2 separate regions of the Homo sapiens genome follow, and region 2 is linked to region 1. A link is a loop called in an ENCODE intact Hi-C map of the cell type or tissue named here. Cell type or tissue: left ventricle myocardium inferior. All regions are shown on one strand. Each heading gives the region's core, and the rest is flanking DNA. Links, peaks and the distances in the headings are about the cores only.

The links. Hi-C counts contacts between places; a loop is a spot of excess contacts. Peaks named below come from ENCODE experiments on the same cell type or tissue, not always from the same donor. Only the 100,000 strongest peaks of a DNase experiment are listed, where the experiment ranks them.
Region 2: it touches region 1 in a loop (1.9-fold over the local background); 2 of 110 quality-filtered maps call a loop at or near these places.

The regions. Positions count from the first base shown.
Region 1 is chr9:129,338,917-129,347,418 of GRCh38, forward strand. It overlaps LINC01503 (long intergenic non-protein coding RNA 1503), which reads left to right. Exons shown (of 4, transcript NR_120686.1): 2 at 1; 3 at 2,916-3,127; 4 at 8,310-8,502. Among named protein-coding and RNA genes, the nearest start is that of LINC01503, 6.2 kb to the left of the region's middle. In left ventricle myocardium inferior, for the core only: a CTCF peak has its summit at 5,148; a DNase peak (open chromatin) is centred at 5,165; H3K27ac peaks cover 2,309 bases.
Region 2 is chr9:129,195,328-129,203,829 of GRCh38, forward strand. All of the region lies in intron 1 of LOC105376289 (a long non-coding RNA gene), which reads left to right. Among named protein-coding and RNA genes, the nearest start is that of IER5L, 21 kb to the left of the region's middle. RefSeq lists an enhancer at 7,463-7,757 and a silencer at 7,511-7,920. In left ventricle myocardium inferior, for the core only: no CTCF peak of the experiment used is centred there; DNase peaks (open chromatin) are centred at 2,824, 3,224 and 7,604; H3K4me3 peaks cover 1,117 bases; H3K27ac peaks cover 3,196 bases; H3K27me3 peaks cover 942 bases.

The DNA of each region.
Region 1 (8,502 bases), core at 198-8,197:
GGTGAGTATGGGGCTGTATGTACACACGTGTCACTGTGTACACGTGTCGGTGCGCATGTATGAATGTGTGTTGTCCTTGGCTGGCAGGCAGCTGGAGTGTGAATTTCCCTGAGGGTTTCCACTTCCCTGTGGTTCAGGCTGGGGCCGTCCCCGCTCTCCTGGCCCCAGAGCTGCCCCACTAGGCAGGGAAAGCCTCTGGAATGAGGGAACAGGATATGGCTCCATGAGGCCCCCACAAGCCAGAGGCACCCCTGAGCTTTGCATAGATGGGAAGGACTTGGATTGCTGGGGCCGGGCTGGAGCCTGGGAATCCTGAGCCGGAAGTGAGGGGTGCACACAGCTGTCTAGAGAAGCCCTCTGCGTGTGCGTGTGTGTGTCCCTCCAGATCTGTGCATGTTGAGTCACTCGGGGAAGTGGCTCTCCTCATGTAAATGTCTTCAGGATGAAGGGAGGTCCTTCTGGTGTCTGGACTTGAGCTTCTCTGGGGGCAGAACCTGGGCTCTGGGGGCTGCTATTTGGGAATCACCCTCCTTGCCGCCCCCTGGGCCAGTGCCCTGAGGACACTGGAGGGGTCCTTGAGCCCTAGTGGGGGGTAGGGTGTGTGTGTGTGTGTGAGAGAGAGCCAGAGAGAGTGTCTGTGAGCAGGGGTGTATGTAAATGTGTGTGAGGATGTGTATATGTGCATTGGTGTGAGTTGTGTGTGTGAGGTTGTGTTGGGGTGAGGGTGTGGGCGTGTGAGTTGGTGTGAGGGTGTGTGAGTTGGTGTGTGTGAGTTGTGAGGTTGCGTTGGGAGTGAGGGTGTGTGCATGTGAGTTGGTGTGTGAGTTGTGTATATGTGAGGTTGTGTTGGGTGGGGGCAAGGGTGTGTGCATGGGTCTGTGAGTTGTGTATGAGGGAGGATGTGTGCATGGGAGTTGGTGTGTGTGAGGGTGTGTGAGGGTGTGTGTGAAAGTGTGTGGGTGTGAGTTGGTGTGTGTGTTGTATATGTGTGAGGTTGTGTTGGGGTGAGGGTGTGTGTGTGAGTTGGTGTGTGAGTTGTGTATGTGTAAGGGTGTGAGTGTGAGTTGGTGTGTATTTGAGTTAGTGTGTGTTGGTGTGCATGCGAGTTGGTGTGTGTGAGTTGGTGTGTGTTAGTGTGAGTTGTATATGTGTGAGTTGGTGTGTGTGTTGGTATGAGTTGTGTATGTGAGTTGGTGTGTGTTAGTGTGAGTTGTGTATGTGTGAGTTGGTGTGTTGGTGTGAGTGACTTGTGTATGTGTGAGTTGGTATGCGTGTGAGTTGGTGTGTATGTGAGATGTGTGAGTTGGTGTGTATGCGAGTTGATGTGAGTTGTGTATGTGTGAGTTGGTGTGTATGAGTTGGTGTGTGAGTTGTGTATGTGTGAGTTGGTGTGTATGAGTTGGTGTGTGAGTTGTGTATGTGAGTTGGTATGAGTTGGTGTGAGTTGTGTATGTGTGAGTTGGTGTGTATGTGAGTTGGTGTGTAAGTGACTTGTGTATGTGTGTGTATTGGTGTACATGTGAGTTGAGTTGGTGTGTGAGTTGGCATGTGAGTTGGTGTGAATTATGTATGAGTTGGTGTGTGAATTGTGTATGTGTGAGTTGGTGTGTGAATTGTGTATGTGTGAGTTGGTGTGCATGTGAGTTGGTGTGTGAGTTCGTGTGTGAGTTGGCATGTGAGTTGGCACATATGTGAGTTGGTGTGTGAGTTGTGTATGTGTGAGCGCATATGAGTTGTGTGAGTTGGCATGTGAGTTGGTGTGAGTTATGTATGTGTGAGTTGGTGTGTGAGTTGTGTATGTGTGAGTTGGTGTGCATGTGAGTTGGTGTGTGTGTGAGTCCGTGTGTGAGTTGGCATGTGAGTTGGCACATATGTGAGTTGGTGTGTGAGTTGTGTATGTGTGTGTTGATGTGTATGTGAGTTGCTGTGCGTGTGAGTTGTGTGCGTGTGAGTTGGTGTGTGAGTTGTGTATGTGTGAATTGGTGTGTGTGTGAGTTGTGTGTGTGTGAGGGAGGGTGTGTTTGTGGACAGATGTGTGTGCGCCTGGATGTGCCGGACCGGTTGGGAGGGGCGGATGGACCGAGGCTCCGCGACAGGCATTTCCGAGCTCCCCTGGCAGATCTGGCTTAGGAGGAGCTGCAGGGACCAGCGCTGAGGGCCCTTCTGGCTGCCCTGGTCCGGGCCTTGGTGTCTTCCTGGTCTCATCTCTCTCTAGTCTCTGCAGTCCCCTGGGCTCTCCAGTCCCACAGGGGGCTCTCCCTTGGAAACCCGTGGGGAATGTCACCCGTGGGGAATGTCTCTGCCCACCCAAGCCTCCCCGGGGAACGGCAGACAGGATGGCCCCTCAGGCCGGCACCTCCCAGAACTCACGTCCCCACAGTGGCCCTGGGGTCCCCTCTGGCCTCACGCCCGCTCCTCTTCCTCTCTTTCAAGATTTGCCGGGTGCTGGGCCCCAGAAGCCAGCCCTCCTGACGTGTGGCGGCCGTCCTCACCGCTCCCTCCTTCCCTGCAGCATTCCCCAGCCCCCGGCCCACCCTCCTCCCACCCGCTTCCTGACCCAGGCTCCCGGGCCTTCCCCTCGTGGCCACCTAGCTGTGTGCTTTGTTTGGCTGCTGTCACCCCCAGGAAGGTGATCCCCGTGAGAACTCAAATAGCAGATGCTCATCTGGGACCCCCGCCTCCAGCCCCAGGGGAGGTTTCCTGGTCCTCACTGTGGCCGGGGCATGGCTCCTTCACCCCGGGGCTCACCCTCGGTGTCCGTGAAGTCCAGCCGACGGTGACCCTAAGTCCTCCCTCCACTCGCCTATGTTTGGGGATAGCCCATCCTTCCTGCAGGCCTTTGTCTTGGTGTCACCCTGCCTGAGCTGGCCCCAACCACAGTAGCAACAGTGATGCTGATGTGTGACTGCTGCCAGGAGCCTGCTCACATGACCGTGTGGAGAAAGTTCTTTCCCTGAGGACCATCTGGAGTGGACGCGTGCACTACCCCTCTCTGAATACACCCTCCCCACGAGGCCCTCTGGAGCATCCTGTAGAGCCAGCCCCTACCCAGAGACCCTGAGCCCAGAGAATGCGCTGGGTGGTGAGCCTGGGGACGAATGCAGAGCCCTAGGTCTCCTCTCCAGAAGTAAGTATGGGGTTTGTGTAAATTGCTTGGTCAGGAGGGCGGGACCTGGGGTCTTCACTAGGCTTCCCAAAAACTGGGTTGAGCACATAGTAGGTGCTCACTAAATAACTGTTGAAATAGATAAGCAAGGAGGCTGGGCGAGGTGGCTCACATCTGTAATCCCAGCACTCTGGGAGGCTGAGGCGGGCAGAGCACCTGAGGTCAGGAGTTCAGGACCAGCCTGGCCAACAGGTTTAGTGATGAAACCCCGTCTCTACTAAAAAAAAAAAAACCAAAAATTAGCTGGGCGCAGTGATGCACGCCTGTAACCCCAGCTGCTCAGGAGGCTGAGGCAGGAGAATCGCTTGAACTTGGGAGGCGGAGGTTGCGGTGAGCCAAAATCGTGACACTGCACTCCAGCTTGGGGGCAACAGAGCAAGACTTGTCTCAAAAAAAAAAATATATATATATATATGTATATGTGTATATATACACACACACACACATATATATATATGCAAGGGGATGGAAGGATGGACACAGGCATGGGTTTGGGCCACACAGTCTTGCTGGGCCTCCTGCCCATGGCCCTCCTGGGGTCCGGAACCTGGCAGAGGCTGAGGTTCCGGAGAAGTTGGGCCCCCAGCCTGTTCACTGGGGCACAGGTCACGCTGTAGACGCAGCCCCACTAGCTTGTTTAGGGGTCGAGGACTCCTACAACATCCCCGGGAGGGGGGTGGCACTGGGACCCTTATTTCCTCCTGTGGAAGCAGAACCAGGTGACCCTCGCCCCCCGGCTGGCTGTGGTGCTGTGTGTCACCCGGCTGGGTCAGGCCCTGACACCGAGCAGGGTTCACTGTGGCTCTTGAAGACCTTGTTGTTGGGGCTGAAACGCATCTGCACCTCCACCTGGGTCCTCCGTCCCTCAGGGTGGGTGTTTATTCCCAAGCAAGGGGTCACCCAGAGAGCAGCCCAAAACCTCCCTTGAGTCCTGAGGAAGGGGCAGCCAGAGGCTGGGCTGGGAGGAGGCGTGGCAGGCGTTGGGAGCAGCTGCTCCAAGTGCAGTGACCATATTTTTCTGAGCTGAAAAATGAGGACACAGGATGTAGCTGAGGGCTTTCTCAGGTTGGTTCACTTAATGAAGGGGAAAAAACCTTCCAAAGGTATGAAAGTTAAAGCTTATTTAGTTATGTGGGGAATAGCTTGTTTTTGTGGAAGGAACCTGAGTTTCCAAAATCAGGGGTTTTCTGGAAAGGAATAATTCCATTTGGCTAATATTTGGGGGGCACCTGGACCAACCTTGTCTTTAGTGGGAAGCAAAGCAGGCATGATCCTGGCCTCACAGAGTGACGTAGGGAGACGGACAGTATTCCAATAATTTCATGGTTCAGAGGTCTTTTAGGAGGTAACTGATGAAGAGGGAGCGCAGGATGGGGTGGGGAAAGCACATTCCAGGCAGGGAACAGCATATGCAAAGGCCCTGTGGCTGGAGGGAGAGCTTCGCGTTTGAGGGACAGGAGGGCAGCCCCGAATGTGACGAGCGAGAGGGAGAGGAGGATGGAGATGTGGGCAGGGGTCAGTCTGGGCGGTGGCCAGCAGCCATGAGAGTGTGATGGGCTGTCTCTGGCAGGCAGTGGGGGAGCCATGGATGGTTGGACACAGGCGTGACCTGGTCATCCTGGTGGATGTTGATGGTGATGAGGAGAAGGATGGGGTTGAGAATCGTAGGAGGTACTGAGTTCTTACCGCGTGCCAAGCACCATTTCACAGATCGAAGTGAGGGCTGGGGAGGGGAAGTGACTTATCCAGGTCACACCACTGGCAAATGGCAGAAATGGGACTCAGACCGCATCTGTCTGGCCACACAGTCCGCACGCTCGTCCTGCATGTCCTGTACACACTGTACACAGAGCTGCCCTTTGTCTGGATGCGGAAGCCAAGGGACATGCAGACGACCCTGTCACCTGCCTCCCTGTGGTGCTGACTCCTCTCTGCTCTGAGTTCCAGGCTGGGTGGGGACTGCAGGTCACAGGATTGGCCGGAGCTGGAAAAGCCCAGCTCAGTTCCTGCTGAGGCCCAGCAGGGGAAGGAGAGGTTGCAACATCGGCGGAGGCTGAGGTTCCGGAGAAGTTGGGCCCCCAGCCTGTTCACTGGGGCACAGGTCACACTGCAGACGCAGCCCCACTAGCTTGTTTGGGGCTCGAGGACTCCCACAACATCCCCGGGAGGGGGGTGGCACCGGGACCCTCATTTCCTCCTGTGGAAGCAGAACCAGGTGACTGCACTGCTGTAGACCCACCAGCGGCATTGAAAAAACCCTCACCAGGCTGGGCGAGGTGGCTCATGACTGTAACTCCAGCACTTTGGGAGGCCAAGGCAGGCAGATCAATTGAGGTCAGGAGTTCAAGACCAGCCTGGTCAACAAGGTGAAATCCCATCTCTACCCAAAATACAAAAACTAGTCCGGTGTGGTGGTATGCACCCGTAATCCCACTACTCAGGAGGCTGAGGCAGGAGAATCGCTTGAACCCGGGAGGCGGAGGTTGCAGTGAACCGAGATTGCGCCACTGCACTGCAGCCTGGGCGACAGAGTAAGACTCTGTCTCAAAAAAAAAAAAAAAAAAAAAAGAAAGAAAAGAAAAAAGAAAAAGCCCTTATCCCCTCCTTAATCATTAGGGAAATGCAGATGAAAACCCGGATGAGACGTCACCTCCCACCCATTAGGATGGCTACTATCAGGAACCAGAAAGAACAAGGGCTGGTGGGGAGGAGGTGGAGAAATTGGAACTCTCAAGCATTGCTGGTAGGAATGAAAATGGTGCAGCCGCTGTGGAAAACAGCATGGCAGTTCCTCAAAAAAAGTAAAAATAGAATTACCATATGATCTAGCATTTCCACTTCTGGGTATGTACCCAAACGCGTTGAAAGCAAGGCCTCGAAGACATATTCATGCTCCCATCTTCATAGCAACATCACTCACAATAGCCAGAAGGTGGAAGCAACTCAAGTGTCCTTGAATGCAGGAATAAACAAAATTTGATACATACGTACAATGGAATATTATTTAGCCATAAAAAGGAAATTCTGACACACGCTATAACATGGATGAACCTTGAAGACATTACGCTAAGTAAAATAGCCTGTCACAAAAGGACAAATACAATAGGATTCCACTTATGTGAGGCTCTAAAGAAGTCACATTCATAGAGACAGAGAGTGGAATGGTGATGGCCAGGGAGAAGGAGGAGTTAGTATTTCACGGGTACAGAGTTTAAGTTTTACAGGATGAAAAGAGTTCTGTGGGTGGATGGTGGTGACCGTTGCACAATAGCATGAATGTACTTAACACTACAGAACTACACACTTAAAAATGGTTAAGATGGCACATTTTATGTGTATTTTAAAAAATTTTTATTCTCAGTTCTCTTATGTTATTGACAGCTGGCTTTCTTTTAAGTTTTTTTTCTTTTTTCTTTTTTGAGACAGTGTCTCACTCTGTCACTCAGGCTGAAGTGTTGTGGAACCACCACAGCTCACTGCAGCCTTGAACTCCTGGGCTCAAGCGATCCTCCCACCTCAGCCTCCGGAGTAGCTACCACATCCAGCTAGTTTTTTACTTTTTTGTGGACACACGGTCTCACTATGTTGCTCAGGCTGGTCTAGAACTCCTGGCCTCAAGCCATCCTCCTGTCTGGGCCTCCCAAAGCGTGGGATTACAGGCGTGAACCAACTCCCGGCCTTAAGTTAGTTGCTTTTGTAAGAAATAAAAATACCAGGCGGTAATTGGCATTAGAGCAGTCAAAAATCTCAGATGCTAGTGTTCCTGGGCAAGTAACCTTGCCTCTCTGAAGCTCAGTTTTCTCATGGGGAAATGGGATCGTGATGGCACCTCCCTCCTGGAGCCACTGTGAGGGTTCCATGATGCCTCCGAGGTGCTCTTCCCAGCGGCCAATGTGCAGTGAGCACCCAGCTGCCCCTATAGGACTGGCAGGTCTTCCTTGAGCCTTTGGGGTTAGGGATTTAAGCAGCATAGGCCTTAGTCAGAGGAGAAAAAGTCCCTTACCCCACCATCCACATGGGGAAACGGGCCTAGAAGAGTCAAAGGACTTGCCAAGATCTCTCAGCATCTCCTGAACTGGAATGTGGTTTTCCAAGAGTCCCCTCAGGACCCGGGCCAGGCTTCACCTGTGCCTGGGTGTGCAGCTGTATTGGTCAGCAGGGCTCCCTCTGCTGTGGTAACAAATGAACCCCGCATCTGAGCGCCTTAAAATGGTCAAGGTTTGTTTCGCATCCGGCAAAGTCTGCTGTGTGTCCAGGCAATTCTTTTATTTTTTTTTTTTGGAGACAGAGTCTCTCTCTGTTGCCCAGGCTGGAGTGCAGTGGCACAATCTCAGCTCACTGCAGCCTCCGCCTCCCGGGTTCAAGCGATTCTCCTGCCTCGGCCTCCCGAGTAGCTGGGACTATAGGCGTGTGCCGTCACGCCCAGCTAATTGTTGTATTTTTAGTAGAGACGGGGTTTCACCATGTTGGCCAGGCTGGTCCCGAACCGCTGACTTCAAGTCATCTGCCCACCTCGGCCTCCCAAAGTGCTGGGATTACAGGTGTGAGCCACCGTGCCCAGCCTCCAGGTGATTCTTCGGGGTAACTGCCCTCGCTATGAAGGGAGGCTTAAAAATCCAGGCTGCCTCCTGCTGGTGGCACCCCCATCTCCAGATCACTGAGTCACGGGAAAGAGCATCACATCACTTCCTCCCACGGCTCACTAGCCGGGGGCCTCATGCAACCGCAAAGGTGGCGGGTCCTAAGAAAGAGACGAAAACTGGCTATAGGTGAGCACTAGATGTTTCTACTCACAGTCAGGGTGGGGTGTGAATCGAGCTGCCCCTTTCAAAATACAAATGAAGGCTTCCTGTTCTTTTTCTGTCCTTGAAGAATCCCGGGGACGGGCCCTAGCAGGCAGGCATTTTTTTTTTTGAGACGGATCTCGCTCTCTCGTCCAGGCTGGAGTGCGGTGGCATGATCTTGGCTCACTGCAACCTCCACCTCCCAGGTTCAAGCGATTCCCCTGCCTCAGCCTCCCAAGTAGCTGGTATTATAGACATGCACCACCACCCCCAGCTAATTTTTGTGTGTGTGTGTATGTGTGTGTGTGTGTGTGTGTATATATATATATTTATTATTATTATTATTTTTTTTTTTGTAGAGACCGGATTTTGCCATGTTGGCCAGGCTGGTCTTGAACTCCTGACCTCAAGTGATCCACCTGCCTCGGCCTCCCAAAGTGCAGGGATTACAGGTGTGAGCCACTGCACCCGGCCTCAGGCAGGTATTTTTACCAGCCGAATACTCTTGCACTGTGCACTCTTCGTGTTCATCATCAGTCCCCCGGATGGGTG
Region 2 (8,502 bases), core at 115-8,114, 140 kb before region 1:
GTTGCTGACCCTGAATCTGGCTGCTTCCCTAAAAGACCGTCCACAAAGACCACCAAGTCCCACACACTAACTTCTCAGGGAAACTGAGGCCCAGAGAGGGGGGGGCACTTGCTCAGGGTCACACGGTGTGGCCCTGGAGGAATCCAGGCTCTGTAGGTCTGATAGAATCATGCTGGCACTCTCCCCTTTGGGGCTGAGTTTGCAGTTCAGGTCTGGAGACTCCGGGCCGCAGGGCACCTCAGGGGTCTGTTCTGCCGCATCGAGCCCTTCACTCCTGCATTCAAGCATGTTTCTTAAGTGGCCGCTCTGTGCTGGCCCCTCTGCTGACGGTGAGGGTCTCCGACGTGGCCTGGTGATGAGTTGGGATTTGTGGTTAGCTGCGACTCACAGAAACCCAACAATGATGACTTGAGCGGGAAGCACACGGTGCTGTGGGAGGCAGTCAGGCCTGGGCAGCCTCTGGAGACGCCCTTCTGGCCACCTAGCACGTGGCTTTCCTCTTTGTGGCAGAAAACGGCTGCTTCACCTCCAGCTCTCAGGACAGCATTCCAGGCAGGAAAATTGGGGTGGTGATTGGGAAAGGGTGAAGGGCAAAGTACAAAAGGCCCCTGCCAGGTGAATTCCTCTTTTTTTCAGAAAAACAATTGATTTCCTGGTCATTCTTAGCAGGAGACTCCTAATTTCATCTCATTGCTAGAATTAGGTAAAGCAGCCCAGCTAGCTGCAAAGGAGTCTGGGAAGTGAGTATTTGTATCTGGGCATATTTGCCCACTTGAACAAAACAGGGTTCTGTTAGGAAGGTAGCTGGGGACAAAATGGACACCGAACTGTCCAGCAGCGTTCTTACTCAGCGAACAGGGTTTCTGCCCTCAAGGCGCACCCACATCTGCTTGGCCACATACATTTGGACCTTTTTGCTGGAGCACGAAGTAGGATGTTGCTGGCATGTGCCCTGGAGGGATGCCCAGCAGTCTCCTACCATCTCCAGAGGGAGTGTCCTGTGCCCAGCACAGTGCCTGGTGCGTGGTAGGGGTCCAATCAATATTTGCTGTGACTCAAGGGAGGAGTTTCTAGATAGTAGTGTTTCTGGTGCATTTTCCATGACCCAGACCAGCTTTAAAAATTTTTTTGCATTGTATTTATTTATTTTATTTATTATTATTATTTTCTGAGACAGTCTCACTCTGTTGCCCAGGCTGGAATACAGTGGCATGATCTTGGCTCACTGCAGCCTCCTCCTCCTGGGTTCAAGCGATTCTCCTGCTTCAACCTCCTGAGTAGCTGGGACTACAGGTTCACGCCAACACACCTGGCTAATTTTTATGTTTTTAGTAGAGACAGGGTTTCGCCATGCTGGCCAGGCTGGTCTCGAACTCCTGACCTCAAGTGATCCGCCTGCCTTGGCCTCCTAAAGTGCTGGGATTACAGGTGTGAGCCACCGCACCTGGCCTTTCTCTTTCCTTCCTCTCTCCCTCCCTCTGTCTGTCCGTCCCTCCCTTCCTTCCTTCCTTCCTTCTTTCCTTTCTTTTGAGACAGAGTCTCACTCTGTCGCCCAGGCTGGAGGGCAGTGGTGAGATCTTGGCTCACTGCAACCTCCGCCTCCCGGGTTCAAGCGATTCTCCTGTCTCAGCCTCCTGAGTGGCTGGGACTATAAGCACATGCCACCACCACGCCCGGCTAATTTTTGTATTTTTAGTAGAGACGGGGTTTCACCATGTTGGTCAGGCTGATCTCGAACTCCTGACCCTGTGATCCACCCATGTTGGCCTCCCAAAGTGCTAGGATGACAGGCGTGAGCCACTGCACCCAGCCATTTTCTTTTCTTTTCTTTTTTTAGAGACAGGGTCTTGCTGTGTTGCCCAGGCTGGAGCAGAGTGCAGTGGCGTCATCATGGCTCACTGCAGCCTCGTCCTCCCCGGCTCAGGCAATCTTCCCATCTCTTGAGTAGCTGGGACCACACGTGCATGCCACCATGCTTGGCTAATTTTTAAAATTTTTGTAGGGGCTGGGTGTGTTGGTTCATGCTTGTAATCCCAGCACTTTGGGAGGCCAAGGTGGGTGGATCACTTAAGGTCAGGAGTTCAAGACCAGTCTGGCCAACATGGTGAAACCACATCTCTACTGAAAATACAAAAAATTAGCTGGGCGTGGTGGCGGGCGCCTGTAGTCCCAGCTGCTCAGGAGGCTGAGGCAGGAGAATCGCTTGAACCCAGGAGGCAGAGGTTGCAGTGAGCCAAGATCTCACCATTGCACTCCAGCCTGGGCAACAAGACTGAAACTCCGTCTCACAAAAACAAAACAAAAAAATAAATTTTTTGTAGACAGATCTTGCCATGTTTGGCGAGGCTGGTCTCAAACTCTTGGCGTCAAGTGATCCTCCGCCTTGGCCTCCCAAAGTGCTGGGATTACAGTTATGAGCCACTATGTATGGCCCAGTCCAGCTTTTGTATTGGTTTACATGAGGCTTTTAGTTTGGATCTTTATTCAATGCCTCTTCTGTGGATGAGATGGTGTGGGGTACAGAGGCAGGGGTGCTAAGACCAGCCCCTCCTGCAGGGAGAAGGCCACGATCCTCCCTGACTCTTGTGGGGGCTTCCGTAATGCCCAGTACTGAGTCCCCTACCCTGGGACCTGTGCTCTGCCTCTGGAATGGAAGCCACTCTGTAACCCCTAAAACCAGAGAAATTGGCAGCTGCTCCCTTGGCTGAGAACATCGCTGACTCCAAGTGCCCCAGTGCTCTCCACTCATCATTTCACAGACGACCCTGAGGGAGGCAGGGCCAGTGCGGCCTCATTCCACAGACGAGGAAACAGTCTCGGCCACTTGGCCAAGGTCCCAGAGCTTGTAAGGAGCAGATCTGGGATTTGAACCCAGGTCTGTTCAATGCCAGAGTAACTGCCCTCTGTCCGGGCTGGCTGACACCACCCGTCATTTATTAGGCAGCAAATGGTTATCCCGTCCTCTGGGCTTAGGGCTTATGGCTGTGTTTGCGGGGTGGGGATGGAGTGGGAGGCGGGAAACATTCCTAGTGGTGGGAAACCAGATGTGGGTGCAGGGAGAGACGCTGGGAGAGGTGCCAGGTGTCAGGGGCCACGCTGTGACATCTCCTCCTGGTGGAGGGTTCCAGCCCAGGGCAGGGGACGGAAGCTTCGGTGGCCCCTACGCTGAGCCTGGCATCTCTCGGGTCTCCTAGTGCTTAGAGCTGACACGGGGATCAGTGCTTGGCTGGCGCTTGCCAGAGGCAGTGTTTCTCTCCTTCCTTCTTCCCTTTTTTTCTGAGACAGTGATCTTGGCTGTGGCGCCGAATCCGCTCTATGGGAAAAACTTGTTTTTGTCGGTAAACTCGAGCGTTATGACTCAGAAGACACCCAGGGAGCAGCCTCGTGGTGTCAAGGGGCCGCTCTGCTAATGAGCTAATGCTTAGGAAGTGCTTTGAAGACGAAAAATTCCACACGAGGGTTGAGGGTGTGTGCTGTTATTTGGGGGAGAGGGTGAATAGGAGGATGAAGTGGAGGGAAAGGGGCAAAATCTTGCTAAGGAACAGCCCCCCGAGACCCTCGGGCTGCGCGGCAAGGCTGGCTTTGCGTGTTGCTGATGCAGGCGTCTGTCTGGGCAGAGGCACCAGCTGCCCCTTTGTTCAGAACAAGGCAGATCTGAACTGGGTGGGACACGCGGCTTTGATTTAGTTTTTCTTCCGGGGGAGGGGGCGGGCTGGGGTGGGAAGGGATGGGACTTGGGTGACTCCTGTCGTCTAGCCTGAGATCTTCCAGTCTGGAAGCAGCTGCTGTCATTCATTCATTCAACAAACACATCGACCTGCGCCAGGCATGGGCCATGGAGCAGGAAACGAAGATAGTCCCTGTCCTCTTGAAGTTTATGGCCTGGAGGGGGAGATGACATCTAACAGATGAAGACGTCAACCACCTTGCAGTTAGAATTGTGAAAGGGTGGCGGCAGAGAGACACCTAAAGTCATGGGTGCGGGAACCACAGATGTCCCAGCCCAGGTCTGGGAGTGCCAGGAAGGCTTTCCCAGGAGGAACAGCTCAAAGGAAAGAGTGGGGGTTTCCAGCTCCCAGGCAGAGAGACAGGACACATCAGCAGAGAGATTGGCATTAATTAATACACTGAATAAATGGCCGGGCCTGGTAGCTCACGCCTGTAATCCCAGCACTTTGGGAGGCCAAGGCGGGTGGGTCACCTGGGGTCAGGACTTTGAGACCAGCCTGGCCAACATGATGAAACCCCATCTCTACTAAAAATACAAAAAATTAGCCGGGCGTGGTGGTGGGTGCCTGTAATCCCAGCTACTTGAGAGGCTGAGGCAGGAGAATAGCTTGAACCTGGGAGACAGAGGTTGCAGTGAGCCAAGATCGCGGGACTGCACTCGTCTGGGTGACAAAAGCGAAACTCTGTCTCCAAAACAAAACAAACAAAAAAGACACTGAATAATTCATCCAGCAAACCTTTATTGAGTACTTACTATATGCCACACACTGGGGACACAGAGGCACTCAACACAGGCAGCCGGACTCCCTATGGAGCTGCCGTTCTGTGCACCAAGCAGATGAAGAAGCAGGTAGAGAAAGCAGCAGACAGCAGTAAGGAGTGGTGGGGAAAAGAAACCGACTCATGGGGTAGAGGGGCCTGGGGAGGCTCCTACAGATTGTGCGGCAGAGAGGGAAGGCGTTTTTCAGGACGTGGGGTTTAAACTGAGACCGCCAGAGTGGTAAGGAAGAGCCAGCAGCCTCTAGCCGGCCCAGCCAGTGCAAAGGTCCTGAGACAGGAATAAGTTCAGTGTGATCAGAGAACTAAGAGAGGCCAGCGCAGTGGCGGGCACGCAGTGAGCCCCAAGGAGAGTGAGAATGCAAGTTCTGCAGGGGTTCCTCGTGAAGGGCTGGCTGTGTAGCATAAGTATTACGTTCATTGTAAATAAAGAAACTACTAATACAGGGGCTTATACAGACAGAAGATTTTGCTTTAGCCAATGATAAGCCTTCGGTGGGTAGTCGGGTTGGTGTAGTAACTTACAGATGGCACGGCCACCCCTGCTCTATCTTCCCTTTCACTGTCTTCAGTGTGGAGGCTGTGTCCTCACAGTTGCTGCCTCATGGTCACAAGATGGCTGCGGCACCTCCGGGCCTCACATCCATGTTCCAGGCAAGAGGAAGGAGAAGGAGCAAAAGGCCGAAGAGCAAAGAGTGAGAGGGCCTTTTCCTTGCCAGCTCCATCTCTTTATTCAGAAAGGGAATTGCTCCTCAGGGACTTTTGTTCTAACTTACTGGCTAGATCTGGGTTACATGGCCACCTTGGACAGCAAGGAGGCTTGGAAAATCGAGGTTTTCTTTTGTTTGTTTGTTTTGTTTTTGAGATGGAGTTTTGCTTTTGTTGCCCAGGCTGGAATGCAATGGTGCAATCTCGGCTCACTGCAACTTCTGCCTCCCGGGTTCAAGTGATTCTCCTGCCTCAGCCTCCTGAGTAGCTGGGATTATGGGCCCCTGCCACCATGCCTGGCTAATTTTTTATATTTTTAGTAGAGATGGGGTTTCACCATATTGGCCAGGCTGGTCTTGATCTCCTGACCTCAGGTGATCCACCTGCCTCATCCTCCCAAAGTGCTGGGATTACAGGCGTGAGCCACAGCGCCTGGCCCCCAGAAAATCAAGTCTTAAAATTTTGCTGGTCTCTATAGTAGAAGGAGGAAAGGGAGAAGAGCTTGGGTTGACTTTTGGGGTGCAATCCTAAAGGCCTGCAAAGGCCCGAAGGAGGGAAGGCCTTGGTGAATTCTGGGGACAGAAAGCCCCAGGGGTCAGGGGCAGGGGTCAGGGTGAAGAGTGCAGACTTCATCTGGAGGACCGCAGGGAGCCATGGTGCGTTCAGATTTGCTGAAGCTGCTATTTAAACTGAGCACTGGAGACACGTCACCGAGGGAGGCCCATTCCCTGCTCACCTCAGAGACTTGACGGGGGCATCCTCAGGGCTCCGATGAAGCCCTGATTCCTTGGAGAAAGGCTTGCAGCCCCTCTCCTTCCTGGATTGCACACCTCCAGCCCTGGCAGCCTGTCCCCTGGTTGGCACCCAGCAGCAGGCCACAGATGGCTTCTGGCTGTCCCATGGCGTCGCATCAGGGCATGCAGCGGATAGTGACTCACACTGGCACCTCTTCTGCTTGGAAAATGCCCTACACATCCATCATCTTTGGTTTTTCTGCTAGAACGATGGCATGAGGTGGGTGTATTTTTCACTGATGGGGAACAGGCAGAGACGCAAGCTCCCTTGCTTGAATGAGGACTGTGCTCGCCCTGCAGACTCTGGAAGAAGGGCTCCATGCTCAGCCCGCACTGGGCATCTCTGCCTGCCTGCTCAGGGTAGAAGGGCCACTCTCTTAGGGATGATTCAAGGGTCTTGGAGGCCCTATGCGGTCAATCTTGTTTTCCTGCCACATCAAGGGAGTGTGCAATTTTCGAGGCCCCGAGCCCTGTGTTTTCACTGAGGGCAGACATAGGGCATTCGCTGTCTTTGCCCGTGGAGCTGTTCCTCACACTAACCATGCAGGGCTGGGTGGGAGACATGTATGGGGGGTGGGGTGGGGTGGGAGGGGGCCAAGAAGACATGTAAGACCCGGGGCCCTGTCCTTGGGAGTTTAACATCTGGGTGGGCCTCCTTGGACCAACTTCCTCTGATCTGCTTGTGACTTCGGGAAAGTCCCTTCCTGTCTCTGGGACAATTTTTTTTTTTCTTTTTTTTTTTTTGAGACAGAGTCTCGCTCTGTCGTCAAGGCTGGAGTGCAGTGGCATGATCTCGGCTCACTGCAACCTCCGCCCCCTTGGGGCAAGCGATTCTCCTGTCTTAGTCTCCCAAGTAGCTGTGACTACAGGTGCGCACCGCCATGCCTCCCTAATTTTTGTATTTTTAGCAGAGACAGGGTTTCACCATGTTGGCCAGGCTGGTCTCGAACTCCTGGCCTCAAGTGATCCACCCACCTCGACTTCCCAAACTGCTGGGATTATAGGCACGAGCCACCACGCCTGGCCTCTGGGCCAATTTCCTCATCGGTATAATGAAGGGGTTGGCAGGGCTAGTTCTGAATTTTCCCAACCCACCCATAAAATTCACCCTTCAAATTCTAAAGATTCCATTCCGTGGTCTAACTCTGTGTGTCTGTCCTTGGTTCCAAAAGTCCCCGTCCTTGTGGCCCCTGTTGTTTTGGACCCATCACAGGTAATTATGTATTTGTGTGATTAAACATCCCTGGCCTGTCTCCCTGCCTGGGCTGTGTGCTCAGCAAAGAACCATGCCTGTCTCTGTCTTTGTCCTTTAAGAGATCAGCACAGGGCCTAGCGCATAGTAGGTGCTCACTAAATACTGTAGCAGCTGGTATTGTTGGGAAATGATGCTGGGAGAGGCTGCTGCTGGAGAGAAGGGAGCCACCGACCGCCCTGCAGGCAGTCAGCGCCCTCAGTCCCTTCCTCCTCGCGGGCCGCAGAGGCTCCCCTTTCCCCGAGACGATAAGAATGCCCAGACGCCCCAAAACCCAGGCCGCGCCCCTCCGGGTAGAACTACAGTCCCCAGAAGGCCGCGAGGGGCGGAGCCACCAGCGCCCGCCCCGCCCGGGCCCGCCATGCCGCACAGCATCATGGGAGTTGTAGTTCAGGCCCTGTCCCCCGGGCAGCCGCTGGCGCGGACGTTCGCGGAGCAGCCCGGCGCCCGCGCGGCTCACGGGGCCCTAGGACCCCTCCCCTGGGGGACCTCCACCCTCCGCAGGCCTTTTGAATTAATCCTACTGCGCCGGGGACCCCAGGACAGTTCTGTCGCGTACTCCCGGGACCCTTTAAGGGGCGGGGCTGGGATCCTGCCCCACCCTTGACTCCCCCACCCTCCTCTCTCAAACATCACCCCGGGCGCTTTAAAACGCTTGATCTCGCTGGAACCTTTTCGGTCTCCGTTAGCCACACCTTGATTGTCGAGTGTGTGTCTGGCCCTTTGGGGACAGCGCTTAAAGTCGGGGTGGGCGGGGGAGGGGATCACCGACATTCAGTCTTGAGTGACACACCAGATGACCCCACCGGAGAGGAGGAGGGTGGCACAGGGGCCTGACGGACCTGGGGTATGGGCAAGGCTTCCAGGGGCCGGTGACATTCAGACTAGGCCTGGGTTGGCCAGGGCAGGAGCAGGGAAGGGTGTTCCAGTCAGAGGGAACAGCATGAAGGAGGGCTTCGAGGCTTTAGGGGAAGCAAAAGAAGGCCTGGGAGGCTGGCAGGCAGAGAACGGCTGGGGAGGGGCCGCTGGGAGGGGTGGAGAGGTGAGTAGGGCCCGTGGGAAGCACCTGGCGAAGAGTGTTTCTGATCCCCAAATCCAGTATGCGTGCCGGGTTCTCGGGCAGAGTGGCCAGGCGGAACGTGACCAGGGTTCAGTGGCAGAGCCTGGAACCAGCCTGGGGGTCCTGCTTCTCAGGCCCCGGCGTGTCCTTAGGGGAAGGGGAAGGAGACTTCCCAGGGCAGG